Linked DNA regions of Homo sapiens: region 2 is linked to region 1. The links are chromatin contacts, found by Hi-C or POLR2A ChIA-PET in ENCODE. All regions are on one chromosome and are shown on one strand. Each heading gives the region's core, a stretch centred on a gene start or an enhancer-like site at or near the end of the contact. The rest is flanking DNA. Distances are from core to core; before and after follow the strand shown.

Region 1 (6,581 bases), core at 2,213-4,712:
CCATTGTCCACATTTTCCGTACACAGACGAGGCTCCAGCCCCTAATTCTTTGGGCAGTCCCTCACCTCGTAGGATGAGCTTGTGGTTGTTGAGATGAAAAATATTATTCCTTTATTTATCCAACAAAATGCATTAAGTGTGTGCCATTGGCCAGGCCCTGTTCTAATCTCAGAAGATATGTAAATTTAAAAACAAAGTCACCCCTCTCCTGGACCTGACATCTTACAGGAGAGGGACAATAAATATGTAGAATTAATTATAGTACTGAGAGAAGGGCTAAGGAGAAAATCAAAACAGTGAGGCGACAGGGTGACAGCTATGGGAGGTGTGTACTGTGTTAGATAGGTGGGAAGGGGAAGTGTCCACATAAGGTGCCATTTGAGTTCTGAGTGTATTGAGGGAGGGAGCCCAGTGGGTATCTTGGGGAGGTGGAGGGAACAGCAAGTCAAAGGCCCCGGGGTGGGAATGTGCGTGGTAGGTTAGGGGAAGAGCACGGAGGCCATGTGGCCACAGTAAGAGGCACAAGGGGAGAGTGGGAGGGGAGGTCCGATCTTGCAGGCCTCCATGAGGACTCTGGATTTGGAGGGTTTTGCGCAGAAGAATGAAATCCTGTGACTTATAATTTTATGGAATCATCATGTCTGCTGTGCAGGGAACAGGCTGTAGGGGCAGGTGGGGGAGCAGTGAGGCCGTTTGGAGGGAAGGACAAATCCCAGATGACAGGATAGTAGCTTGCCCAGGGTGGAGGCAGTGAGATGGTGAAAAGTGCCAGGTCCCAGATGAATTCTGGATGCAGGATTTGCTAGAGTGGATATGAGCTGTGAGAAAAAGGGACGAATCCAGGAGGCTTCCAAGGCTCTTGGCCTGTGCAACGGTAGGCTGTGGCTGCCGATTACTGAGATAAGTGGCAGGGTGATCAGGCTTCGGAGGGTCAGTCAGAGGTCTTGTTTTGGACCTGTTACCTTTGGGAGGGCTAAATGGCATCAAGTGAAAGTGGACAGGGAAGGGGCAAGTTGGAGCTTGAAGAGGTGAGGATAGAGATGTGATCTGGGAGTGGAGAGAGGACATTTAAAGCCAACGACTGCATGAGCTAACCCAGGTCCTTGATTCTAGTAAAGGTAGATTAAGAAGAGGTCTGAGGGGTTTAAAGAGTGGCCTGTTGTCCACATGGGCACTCCAAGGGTCTGAGCAAGGGGAATGGCAGGCTGCACCATCACCCCCTAACAGGCCCTCCATTCTCCTCAGGGAGGGAGTCAGCCCTGAGCTTGAATCCTGGCTCCACCACTCATAAGCTTTTTGATCTTTTGACCTCTGTGCCTCACTTGCTTCATCTGTAAAATGGGAGTAACAGAACCTCGCAGGGTTTGAGGAGGACTACATGAAATAATGGAATGTTCCTGGCACAGAGTGGCCATGCATACGGGCAGCTCCTCTTACCCCGTCTGCAGTGGCCTGAAGCAGGTTCATAAATGTACCTGGAACCCGCTGGACTGATGAACCCTGCAGAGTCTAGCCGTGAACATGCACCTGGGTCCTAGGAGTCTACAGTTCATAATCTCTCTCATGCTTAGTGTTGCTCTTTTTATGTTGCTTTTATCTATTCATTATGTAAATATTTACTGAGCGTCTTCTATGTGTACCCTAGCATGGTGGGACCTGGGGTAAACCTGGGGTCCAATCCTGCTACCACTGAATACCTGTATGAATACCTGTATGACCCTGGCCAAGTGAATTAACCTCTTTAGGCCTCAGTTTCCTCATTTGTGAAACCTAGGTAATAAGCGCAGTTACCTCATTCGATTCAGAGGATGTCTGCCAAGCACAATGGGTGCACAGCTAAGTGCTCAATAACTACTAGTGGTCATGGTCACTGCTCTAAAGAACTTGGGGGCAAATGCAAGGTGCAGGATGGGGATGGAAGCAGACAACTGCTCACAGCCGGTCTACCCCAAACCCTTTTTCCAGGACATGGTGACCTACTTCATGAACCTGAGCCAGGCGAATGCTCAGGGGACGCCGCGCTGGGAGCTCGAGTACCAGCTGACCGAGGCCTATGGGGTGCCGGACGCCAGCGCCCACTCCATGCACACAGTGCTGGACCGCATCGCTGGCGACCAGAGCACACTGCAGCGCTACTACGTCTATAACTCAGTCAGCTACTCTGCTGGGGTCTGCGACGAGGCCTGCAGCATGCAGCACGTGTGTGCCATGCGCCAGGTGGACATTGACGCTTACACCACCTGTCTGTATGCCTCTGGCACCACGCCCGTGCCCCAGCTCCCGCTGCTGCTGATGGCCCTGCTGGGCCTGTGCACGCTCGTGCTGTGACCTGCCAGGCTCACCTTCTTCCTGGTAACGGGTAACGGGGGCAGCGCCCAGGATCACCCAGAGCTGGGCCTTCCACCATTTCCTCCGCGCCTGAGGAGTGAACTGAAATAGGACAACCGAATCAGGAAGCGAAGCCCCAGGAGCTGCAGCCATCCGTGATCGCGCCACTGCACTCCAGCCTGGGTGACAAAGCCAGACTCTCTCCAAAAACAAACCAGAAACAGAAAAGAAATGACGACCCAAGACCCCCCTACAAGCATACTTCTTTTGCGTATTATGTTTAACTCACAAAACAAAGCTCATCATGCGTTTGATTCTGTGTTGTGTTCCTTTTCTTTTCTTTTGAGACGGAGTCTCGCTCTGTCGCCCAGGCCGGAGTGCAGTGGCGCTATCTCGGCTCTCTGCAACCTCTGCCTCCCGGGTTCAAGCGATTCTCCTGCCTCAGCCTCCTAGCTGGGACTACAGGCGCGCGCCAACACGCCCGACTAATTTGTATTTTTAGTAGAGACGGGGTTTCGCCATGTTTGCCAGGCTGGTCTCGAACTCCTGACCTCAGGTGATCCGCCCGCCTGGGCCTCCCAAAGTGTTGGGATTACAGGCGTGAGTCACCGCGCCCGGCCTCTATTCCCTTCCGTATGGAAATGAGGTTAACTCATTTGCAGGAACCTAACGCCCGCCCTCCCCCGACTCGGATCGCTGGCGTGAACCCAGCGGCCCCGTGCTCTCCGGGTATCCCTGGATCGAGGCGCACGCGTTGTTGCAAAGTCTCGCACTTAGGGATTAGAATGTGCCTTTGCGTTTCGTTTTGTTTTGCAACAATACAGGTGTGAGGGATCGCAGCCCTGGTCCAGGCTCTAGTCTCCCCGCCCTCTCGCTTTCTTGGGCCTCCGGGCGCCTCAAAGGTAAAACTAGGCCATTTGAAGCCTGCGAAGCGAAGGGCAGTCGGTCTTCAGGCCTAGCGGGCTTGGCTGGGCTGGGTCGGTGGACCCCTGGGCTGGCGGCGGGAGCAGAGCATCGAGCGGCTTTTAGCTGGGGTTCGGGCGGAGGACCTGGGACAACCGCGGGCCTCGCTCCTCCCCGGACGGGGCGGGACGGGGAAGTCCCGCCCACCAGGCCCAGGCCCCGGGCCGCCCCGAGGGCTGCGCCCACCTCCTTCCTGCCTCGGCAACCCCGGGCCCTGAGGGCAGGCCCCAACCGCGGAGGAGCAGGAGAGGGCGGAGGCCGGCGGGCCATGCCCTGGTCGTCCCGCGGCGCCCTCCTTCGGGACCTGGTCCTGGGCGTGCTGGGCACCGCCGCCTTCCTGCTCGACCTGGGCACCGACCTGTGGGCCGCCGTCCAGTATGCGCTCGGCGGCCGCTACCTGTGGGCGGCGCTGGTGCTGGCGCTGCTGGGCCTGGCCTCCGTGGCGCTGCAGCTCTTCAGCTGGCTCTGGCTGCGCGCTGACCCTGCCGGCCTGCACGGGTCGCAGCCCCCGCGCCGCTGCCTGGCGCTGCTGCATCTCCTGCAGCTGGGTTACCTGTACAGGTGAGTGCTTCGCCCCGGGAGGGGAGGAGTGTCGGAGCCCAGCACCTCCGTCAGCTGGGTCACCTGTACAGGTGACACGCCATATGCCGGGAAGGGGACTGGGAGAGGGAACCAAGTCCTGTGGGCGCCTGGCCTACAGGTGAGCGTGCAGCCCTTTACGGAAAGGGAATCCCGGTAGACTGCCTTCATTCTAGCCCTAGCTTTCCTGGCACAGGCGAAGAAACTGAGGCCCAGGGAAGAAAGGGAGGCGCATGGGCTTTGAAGTCGGACCTCTCAGGGATCCACTTCTGGCTTTGCCCCCTCTCGCCTCACTTCTGCATTTCTCTGAGCCTCAGTTTCCTCCTGCGTAGAAAGGAGGTAGTCACCCTGAGACAGGTGTGACGGGCAGGCCTGTTGTGAAGAGTGAGCGAAAGAATGAGAAAGTGCCTCGCACAGTGCCTGGCCTGTAATGGCAGGGGCTGCGGACTCAGTTCAGCATCCCATGTTTCAGCATGGGCAGGGCCTTGGGAAGTCACTGACCTCTCAGTGGGGCTGTTTGGTTGCTGTTCCCATTGGGATGGGGATAGCGCCTGCCCGTTTGGTGAAGATGCAGTGAAATGACATCTGTCCACTGCCCTGGCTCAGAGTGAGCACTCAGCAACCTCAGCTGGCTTCTTGACCTGGGCCTCCCTGGGAGTTTCAGCAGCCCTGACCCCACCACAGCGCTTGCCCCTCACAAAGGCCGCCTCTCACCCTGTCTGCCTGGTTGTATTCTTCCCCCTGAAACTTGGCTTCCCACCCCAGACCCAGCAAGAGGGCAGAGATGGCCTCTGACTCATCCATGCCCATGGAGCCAGCCAGGGCTGGGCATAGGCTGGGTCCTGGAAAATGTGTGTGGATTCTGCTCCTTTTTGGACCTGGTGGAGCCTCGTAGAGATGGGAAAACAAACCCAAGGCTCAGAGGCATGCGACAAAGTCAGGGCAGAGGGTGGTGTGGGTTGGGATGGGGTGGCCAGGGCCAGGATCTGCTCTTGAATCCGTTTTTACAAACTCTTGAGATCTGGCCTTGACAAAGCCACACGGAGTCTCCAGGAGTGGAAGAGAGGAGCTTTGAATGTGGCAGTTTTGCCTGAGGGATTATAGAGACATCAGAAAACCCCGGGTGGGCATGAAGGGGTGCAGTTGTTAAGTCCTGGGCAGGCCTCCATGAGCCGTGAATCTGTAACTACCTTATGCATCTTTGTGGCCAATATTTCTGCTGAGCTTGAGTCAGACAGACTGTACTAGCTTTGGCTTTGGAAATGGGTCTCTGTTCCTGCCTGTGAATTGGCCGAGGCAGGGGTCCCTGCTAGGTCACTGGGGACCATAGGCAAAGGCTCCTGCTGAGGGAGAACCCCAGCCTGTCCTGCCTGCCTGCTCCTCAGTGTGTTCTTGTGTCCTTCCAGGGGAAGTGACAGTACATGTCTGGTGAATGAGCTTGTGATGAGTGAACGGGGTTCTCTCCCAATAGGCAACTGAGAGCAAAGTTCTGGGTGGAGGGTCCTTGGTGCATCCTCCACTTACTCTTCATGCCAGTGGGTACCCCAGACCTGTCTGTCCAAACTCTGGACTCTCTTAACTCCGCCCCAATCTCCATCCTTAACCACTCAGGGCCAGCCTCTTAAATGGGATCCCTCCTTCCAATCTAACCCTCCTCCAGCCCCTCCCCTGTGTGGCCGGGGCAAGGCAGAGTCTGATTCCATCTGGCCTGTGCCCAGAAGTGCCCAAGAGGCAAATGTCCTCTTGCCCACAGGACCCCAGGAGATCTTGGGCACACTAAAGTTTGAGAACTACTGCCTCAGGCAACTTTATAGCATGCCTTTCCAATTCAGGTTTGGATCCAAATCCTCATTCCAGTACTTATTAGCTGCTTATAATTTTTTGTTTGTTTTTTAAAAAGAGGTAGGGTCTGGTCAGGCTTGGTGGCTCATGCCTGTAATCCTAGCAGTCTGGGAGGCTGACGTGGGTGGATCACTTGAGGTCAGGAGTTTGAGACCAGCCTGCTGAACATGGCAAAAGCTCATCTCTACAAAAATTAGCCAGGTGTGGTGGCGCATGCCTGTAATCCCAGCATCCCAGCTACTCTGGAGGCCGAGGCAGGAGAATCGCTTGAACCTGGGAGGTGGAGGTTGCAGTGAGCCGAGTTTGTGCCACTGCACTCTAGCCTGGGCGACAAGCGACAGATGTAGACTCTGTCTCCAAAAAAAAAGAAAAAAAAAAAGAGAGAGAGAGGCAGGGTCTCTGTTGCCTGGGCTGGAGTGCAGTGGCACAATCAATCATGGCTCACAGTGGCCTTGAACTCCTGGGCTCAAGCTGTCCTCCTGCGTCAGCCTCCTGAGTAGCTTGGACTACAGGCTTGTACCACCACGTCCAACTAATTAAAAAAAATTCTTTGTAGAGATGGGGCTTGCTGTGTTGCCCAGGGTGGTCTCAAACTCCTGGCCTCCAGTGATCCTCTTGCCTTGGCCTGTCAAAATGTTGGGATTACAGGCGCGAGCCACTGCACCCAGACCTTATTAGCTTCTTGATCCTGTTTCCCCATCTGTAAAATGGGCTTTTGTGAGAAGTAAACAGGACAAGGTTTGTGATGAGCTTGGGACAGTGCTTAGCCAGCGGGAGTAGAAGGTGTATTGATCCCCATTTTTGCTTTTTTGTTTTTTTTGAGACGGAGTCTTGTTCTGTCGCCAGGCTGGAGTGCAGTGGCACGATCT
Region 2 (6,581 bases), core at 2,389-4,888, 300 kb before region 1:
TGTCCTGGGATGCCCTTTAAGGTCTCAGCAGACTGAAACCTCAAAGAGCCTCTGGGGAGCCCAGCCATCTTAGGCACAACCTCATTCGAGCCATCAGGGAGGATGAGAAAACTCACTTGTCAGAGGAACCTTAGAGAAGTCAAGAGACAAGGCTGGAGGGCCCTGAGCTGGGGGGTGGGGAGCATGGGGAAAGAAGAGGGTGAGGGCTCAGAAAGGCAAGAGCCCCGACACCAGGAGGCGGTGCCTGCTCTTAGCTTGCCACGGACTCCATGATTCAAGAAGGCCTGGCCCCCAGGACCCTGGGACTAGAAAGGCAATTGACTCATCCTAGGATGGGGGAAGCCTGGCCCCGGAGGTTAAGTGAAATTGCTCTAAGACACAGAGCACATCAGCGGCAGGATCAGGAAGAAACTAGTAACCCTGGAGCACCTAGCACCAGCACCCCTAGTGCAGGGTACTTCATACCTCGCATCATCTAACGCAGGTGTCGCTTCATTTTACAGATAAGCGGACTAACGTCCACAAGTCATGGACTCCTGTTCTGGGTCACACAGAGTTAGGGCTAAGAAACCAGGTCTGCAGGCGCCTAGTTTCCCGCAGTTCTTCTGGGTCTGAGTTTGGGGTGGTGGGGAAGAGGCGAGCGTGTCAAGGAGGGTGAGAGGGAGGGTGGGGCTGTGTTTCTGGGACTTTCCTCGCTGAGGTCAGAGGCACCGAAATAGACGCGCTGCAGCGAGCGCCCGGAGGCCCGGTCACACCCTGTGCCCGGCCCGCCGCGGGGAGCGGTCCAGCCGCAGCGCACGAGCCCTCCGCCGTCCCACTGCCCCCCGGAACCGCGCGAGCCTCGCAAACCGCTCGGCGCCCAGTCTCCACCTCGCCGGCTTCATGAACGTGCCCCGGGAGACCCCGACGCCCTGAAGCCGGCGCGGCCGCCCCACCGCCCCACCGCCCCACCGCCCCACCGCCGTCTGCGCGAACGCCGGGCCTCCCCCTCCGCCCATCGCTGCCACCATCTCTACTCCGACGGCTGCGGCGGTGGGTGTGGCCACCGCGCTTGCCAATCAGGAAGTGAGGGCCGGCTCCGGACGCGCCCCGCTGTTACGTCACTCCGACGGCCCCGGATGCCCCGCCCAGTGGCCTTGCCTGGGAAAGGCGACTGGGGCACCGGTGGGTGCGGACCCTCAAAGGGTGAAAATAATTCCCGTGTGAATTGCGCGCATTATAACTGCTCTAAGAAATGCAGCCAGGGCATTTTAAAATGTATTTTTTCAATCACTCCTCTTCCAGCCATTTATCCGTCCGTCTGTATGTATGTCTATCCAGTCAGCCAAAGTAATTGGGTGCCTCCTGAGTGCCAGGCGCTGTGCTGGGTTCTAGCTATAAAGAGAGATGAACCCTCTGCTTGTCCTCAGGGAGCTCATAATCTAGGGCGGAAGCCTGATGGTAACAAATGCTCATGCCATCGTTTTCATTGCAGTCATGATTCATTCTGGGACGGTGAGATACAGGCTGCTGCAATAACCAGGTGTCTAACTTGGATTGGGGCTCAGGTCCCTGTAGAAGTTACATCGAGCCGACTCCTGAAGCAACAAGTGTTCCAGGCAGAGGGAAGAGCTTGTGCAAAGGCAATGAGGCTAGCAGGCTGGAAAATAAGGGAAAGGAAACTGAGTGAGATGAGGCTCTGGAGGTTTACGGGAGCGAATTATTTAAGACCTTGGAGGCCATAGTAAGGAAATAGAATTTTCTTCTAAGTGCTGTGGGCAGTCACTGGGTACTTAGTGTTTTAAAATCTCCCTACCTCTGTGTGGAGAATAGACAGGAGTGGATACGGGAGTAAGAGTGGACACAGGGACACCTAGGAGGTGCCCTCCAGCATGGAAGGTAGTAAGCTAGATGAGAGGGAGGCTACTGTGGGTGGGACATGAACAGATTCAATAAATAATTAGAAGATACAATCCTCAGGCAGGTGGGTTGATGGATTGAATATGGGGGTGGGTGAGGCAGAGGGAGTTAAGATTAAGTCATTCATTCATTGGACAATTATTTATTGAGCCCCTCTAGATGCCAGGCACTGTTCTACAGAGGCAGACTCTCTGGGTTCAAATCCTTGTCCTGTCACTTGCTAGCTGCTTGCCTTAGGGAAATTATTTAACCTCTCTGTACCTTGATCTCTTCATCTGTAAAATGCGGATCCTAAGAACACCCGAGAGAATTATTGTAAGGATGAAAAGAGTTAATATATGTAAAACTTTGGACCTGGGTGTTTGGAGCTGGGCTCTGAGGCTGAGGACTGGGACTTGGGTACTTGGGGTTGGGTACCCGGGCCTACTTCTTGGAGTCACCAAGACTCTATGTCTTTACTGGCTTTATACAGAAAATTAAAAGAGTGACATGGAGAGCAAGCTGTTCCCACACCGTGAGTGAGACACAGGTATCCATACAATTTTAAGCTCTCAGATGATTCCAAGGGGCAGACAAGTTGGCAATTACTATGGTAGAGAGAAACAAGGAGGCAATTTTAAAGTAGGTGGTCAGGGAGGGCTTCTCTGAGGAGGTGACATTTGAGTGAAGACCAAAGAGTGCAGAAGGAGCCATCACTGAAAAGTTAGGGGGAAAAGCCTTTGGGAAGGTGTCTGGCCTAGGCACCGGCATGCCTGGAGGTGTCTTTGGCCCAAGTGTGAAAGACTGAAGGAGAAATGGGCTTAGTTTGGTGGGTTCCAAGGATAGTGATCATGGCTGAGTGAAGACCCCTACCCCTTCTGCAGATCAGAACCTGGAGCAGTTAAACCACGCTGTGCCCTGGTAGCTGTGGGTGCTGGGAGGCAAGCTCTACTGGTTCATCAAGAATTTGTGGTCAGGCTGAGGCAGGCAGATCACCTAAAGTCAGGAGTTCAAGACCAGCCTGGCCAACATGGCGAAACCCCGTAGCTACTAAACATACAAATATTAGCCGGGCATGGTGGCACGCACCAGTAATCCCAGCTACTCGGGAGGCTGAGGCAGGAGACTCGCTTGAACCCGGGAGGTGGAGGTTGCAGTGAGCCGAGATCGCACCATTGCACCATTGCCCTCCAGCCTGGGTGACAGAGCGAAACTCCATCTAAAAAAAAAAAAAAAAAAAAAAAACTAGCTGGATGTGGTGGTCCATGCCTGTGGTCCCAATTGGGAGGCTAAGGTGGGAGGATCACTTGAGCCCAGGAGGTCAAGGCTGCAGTGAGCCGTGATTGTGCTACTGCACTCCAGCCTGGGCGACAGAGCAAGACCCTGTCTCAAAAAAAAAAAAAAATCTCTCCTGTGGGCCCATGCCATTTGTTCACACAGATAATGAACCAGTGGGCCTCTGCCAGCTTCTGACTTGGCACTGGACGTTTCTCTGGGAACTGGTGCTTGGAGCGGGGAAATGGGGGCTGGATTTCTGGGACTGGGTTCTGAGGCTGGGGACTGGGACTTGGATACTGGGGGGTAGGTGCTTGGACTTGCTTTTTGGAATAACCAAGGCTCCATTTCTTTACTGGCCTCTACAGATGAGCCTGTTCCCTAACCTGACTATCCTTTCTGTGGCTTCACGGCACAGAACTTCACAAGTGTGACCTTACCTTGTCTCAGCTGTCTGTTCCATGGAGACCCAGAAAGAGGGAAAGAGAAGGCTGCTCTGGACCTGTTCATGGGGCCTTCCTGGGACCCCTTTTCCGCCCGCTAAGCCAGGAAGCCTATGCTCCCTCATCTTCCACCCCTCCCCCAGCCATCTGCTTAAAGGAAGTGGCTCCTCTGTTCTTCACAGGAAGCCACAGGCCTCCCCTGCCTCGGCAGCCTCCAGCTACTGTTGCCCCAGACCCTCGGCTGGCCCAGACCCCCCTTTCCAGGCAGAATCTAGTGATGCCCAGTTCCCAGCATCCCCCTCTGCTGCCCAGCCAAGAAGTGCGTGTGGTGTGCTCCTCTCGTTAACTTTCATCCTTGTGACTTGGGTCTGGGAGCGCAGGCAGTGAGCCTGGAGGTGAGACCTGACTACAGGAGTTTGGAGATCCCCAAGTTGTAGGACTGAGGACTTGAAGGGAAGAGGAGGTGGGCCCTGGAGGGATTCTCTGATGGACCACTCTTGTGAGCTTCAGTAGCTCCTGCTGCTGAGCAGGGGCGAGGTCTATTCATTTCCGTCTCTATTTAACCCTGGTTGCCTGCCCCAGAGAGGGCTGTTGGTAATCGTGGAGCTGCTAAAGGCTGATGAGGGCTGATGGAGTCCAAGATAGGACTGTACTGCCACCTGGTGGTCAGATCCGCACATAGCACCATGAAATTGTGAGAGCCCCTGCCGGGAGAGTGGTGATTCAAGGGTATGGGGGACCTGGAAGGCCCTTAAAGAACAAGGAAATCCCTAAAGTATTTTATTTAAGAGCAAGACGCTCCTAACTTGAGCACTGGAGAAAGACATTCTAGGTCTGGACGAGAGTTCAACTCCTTCCCTTCCCCATTTTACAATCTGGGAAACAGGTCCAGAGAAAAGTGATGAGGACAGAGAACCTCTACATTGGCAGTCAGAGATGGGATCTATTTTTGGACTCTTTTTTTTTTTTTTTTTGGAGACGGAGTCTCACTCTGTCGCCCAGGCTGGAGTGCAATGGGGTGATCTTGGCTCACTGCAACCTCCACCTCCTGGGTTCAAGCGATTCTCCTGCCTCAGCCTCCCGAGTAACTGGGACTACAGGCGCCCGCCACCACACCCGGCTAATTTTTGTATTTTTAGTAGAGACAAGCCCTGCTAGTTTCTAGTTACCCTCATTTGTGACCAAACATGGTATCGCCCCGCACCGTCACCCACTTTAGTCACCAAAGTTGGCACTACAGAGTGGCTTTTGGCTGCTTCCAAAAATAAAATTCATCCTCAGAAAGCCAGGATCTGACAAGGCTGAGGGGACTCAGAAGCATGCGCTTCAGGCTCAGCAGATGTTTTAGAGGAGGAAGCCCTGGAGACCACAATATGTAACACCCCCAGCCCTAGTTTTGAAAACAAAGAAGGCCGAGTGCAGTGGATCACGCCTGTAATCCCTGCACTTTTGGAGGTCGAGGTGGGCAGATCACTTGAGGTCAGGAGTTCGAGACCAGCCTAGCCAACATGGTGAAACCCCGTCTCTACTAAAAATACAAAAATTAGCCGGGCGTGGTGGCACACACCTATAATCCCAGCTACTTGAGAGGCCGAGGCACAAGAATTGCTTGAACCCAGGAGGTGGAGGTTGCAGTGAGCTGAGATCTCACCACTGCACTCCAGCCTGGGCGACAGAGCAAGATTCTTCGTCTCAAACAACAACAACAAAAACAAGGAAGCTGGGACCCCAAGAGAGTACTTAACTTGTCTGAGGTGACTCAGCCCTGGAGCTGGGCGGGGACACAGCCATGTGTCTCTCTGAAGGTTGCTGCCAGGGAGGCATCTAAAAGTGCATTGAGGCCAGGTGCGGTGGCTCACGCCTGTAATCCAAGCACTTTGGGAGTGATCCTCAGGCGGATCACCTGAGGTCAGGAGTTCAAAACTAACTTGGCCAATGTGGCGAAACCCCTTCTGTACTAAAACTACAAAAATTAGCTGGGGGCGGTGGCAGGTGTCTGTAATCCCAGCTACTTGGGAGACTGAGGCAGGAGAATCGCTTGAACCTGGGAGGCAGAAGCTGCAGTGAGCCAAGATCACGCCACTGCACTCCAGCCTGCGCAGCAGAGTGAGACTCTGTCTCAAGAAAAATAATTAATTAAAAGTGTGTTGAGCATCTCTCGACTCGCGATGGTGAATTCTGGTGTGTGTTCACCCTTCTGCCACAGGCTTTGCAGATAGGATGATTGTGGTCCCTGGCAAGGATTGTGGTCCCTGGCAAGGGTGAGGGTGGGTGAAAGGAGATGGGGGCGGGGAGGTGGTGACAGGGAAGGAAAAGGTGGGGTCCTCATTTGTGCATCGTGAGCCTCAAGTAGGTAGGAACTGGGTCCCATCCGCTGTGGTGTCCTTTGCCCCTGCCATCACTTACAGAATGAAGGCAAGGAGTTATCCTGCGCAGGCCGGTCCCAAGGGATCCTGGGGAAGGTGGAGTCTCCCATAAAGAACTGGTCATTTCCAGTGTCATTCAGCCTGAGGACTGCTGAGGCCTCAGATCTAAAATCCTGGGGCAGGGCTGCCCATCTCTCTGGCCTTGATGTTGTCCAAGGGAATAAGTGGAGGGGGCTTCTTCTAAGGGCAGAGACCCTAGTTTGGTGCCAACTTTGGAAGAAAGGAAGAATATGGTCTGTGAGCCCCAGAGAGTAAACCCTGACTCCAAAGTCAGATGAGCTAATTCCTGGTTGTCACTTGGCTGTTCCCTCTTTGTTTTATGCAAGTCCTTCATCAATCATAACTGACATTTACGGAATGCTTCCTATGTGCTTGGGTTGTCTTCTCCTTCCTATTCAGAAGGGCTGTGAATTCCATATGCAAACTGTTCTCCCTATCCCCAGAGTCCTATGAGGAAAGGGGGACCTTGCCGAGCCCTCGAAAAGCTGCTGTTACGCCCTTTCCCCAGAGCGAAGGGCTGGCCTTTATTCTCCATCTGAGGGTGATCACTAGCGCTTCT

The links. A loop is a pair of places that touch in the nucleus more often than their neighbours do. ChIA-PET counts read pairs that join two places held with the same protein, here RNA polymerase II (POLR2A). Pooled maps may share reads with other maps.
Region 2: a pooled map shows a loop between it and region 1 (6-fold over the local background). The contact joins the promoter of LINC02574 here to the promoter of XKR8 in region 1. A Hi-C loop is called at or near these places in 1 of 168 maps with a recorded cell type or tissue (Ramos) and 6 of 50 pooled maps. POLR2A ChIA-PET finds 5 or more read pairs at or near these places in 2 of 52 experiments (H1 and OCI-LY7).

What each region holds. Positions count from the first base shown.
Region 1 is chr1:27,956,511-27,963,091 of GRCh38, forward strand. XKR8 (XK related 8) reads left to right here and starts at 3,463. Exons shown (of 3, transcript NM_018053.4): 1 at 3,463-3,852. The coding sequence starts at 3,560. It overlaps SMPDL3B (sphingomyelin phosphodiesterase acid like 3B), which reads left to right. Exons shown (of 8, transcript NM_014474.4): 8 at 1,966-2,642. The coding sequence ends at 2,328. RefSeq lists a silencer at 3,334-3,723 and an enhancer at 3,404-3,967.
Region 2 is chr1:27,659,084-27,665,664 of GRCh38, forward strand. It overlaps LINC02574 (long intergenic non-protein coding RNA 2574), which reads right to left and starts at 3,639. Exons shown (of 2, transcript NR_151722.1): 1 at 3,594-3,639; 2 at 1,245-1,639. RefSeq lists enhancers at 153-653, 3,255-3,770, 3,492-3,701, 3,771-4,286 and a silencer at 763-1,002.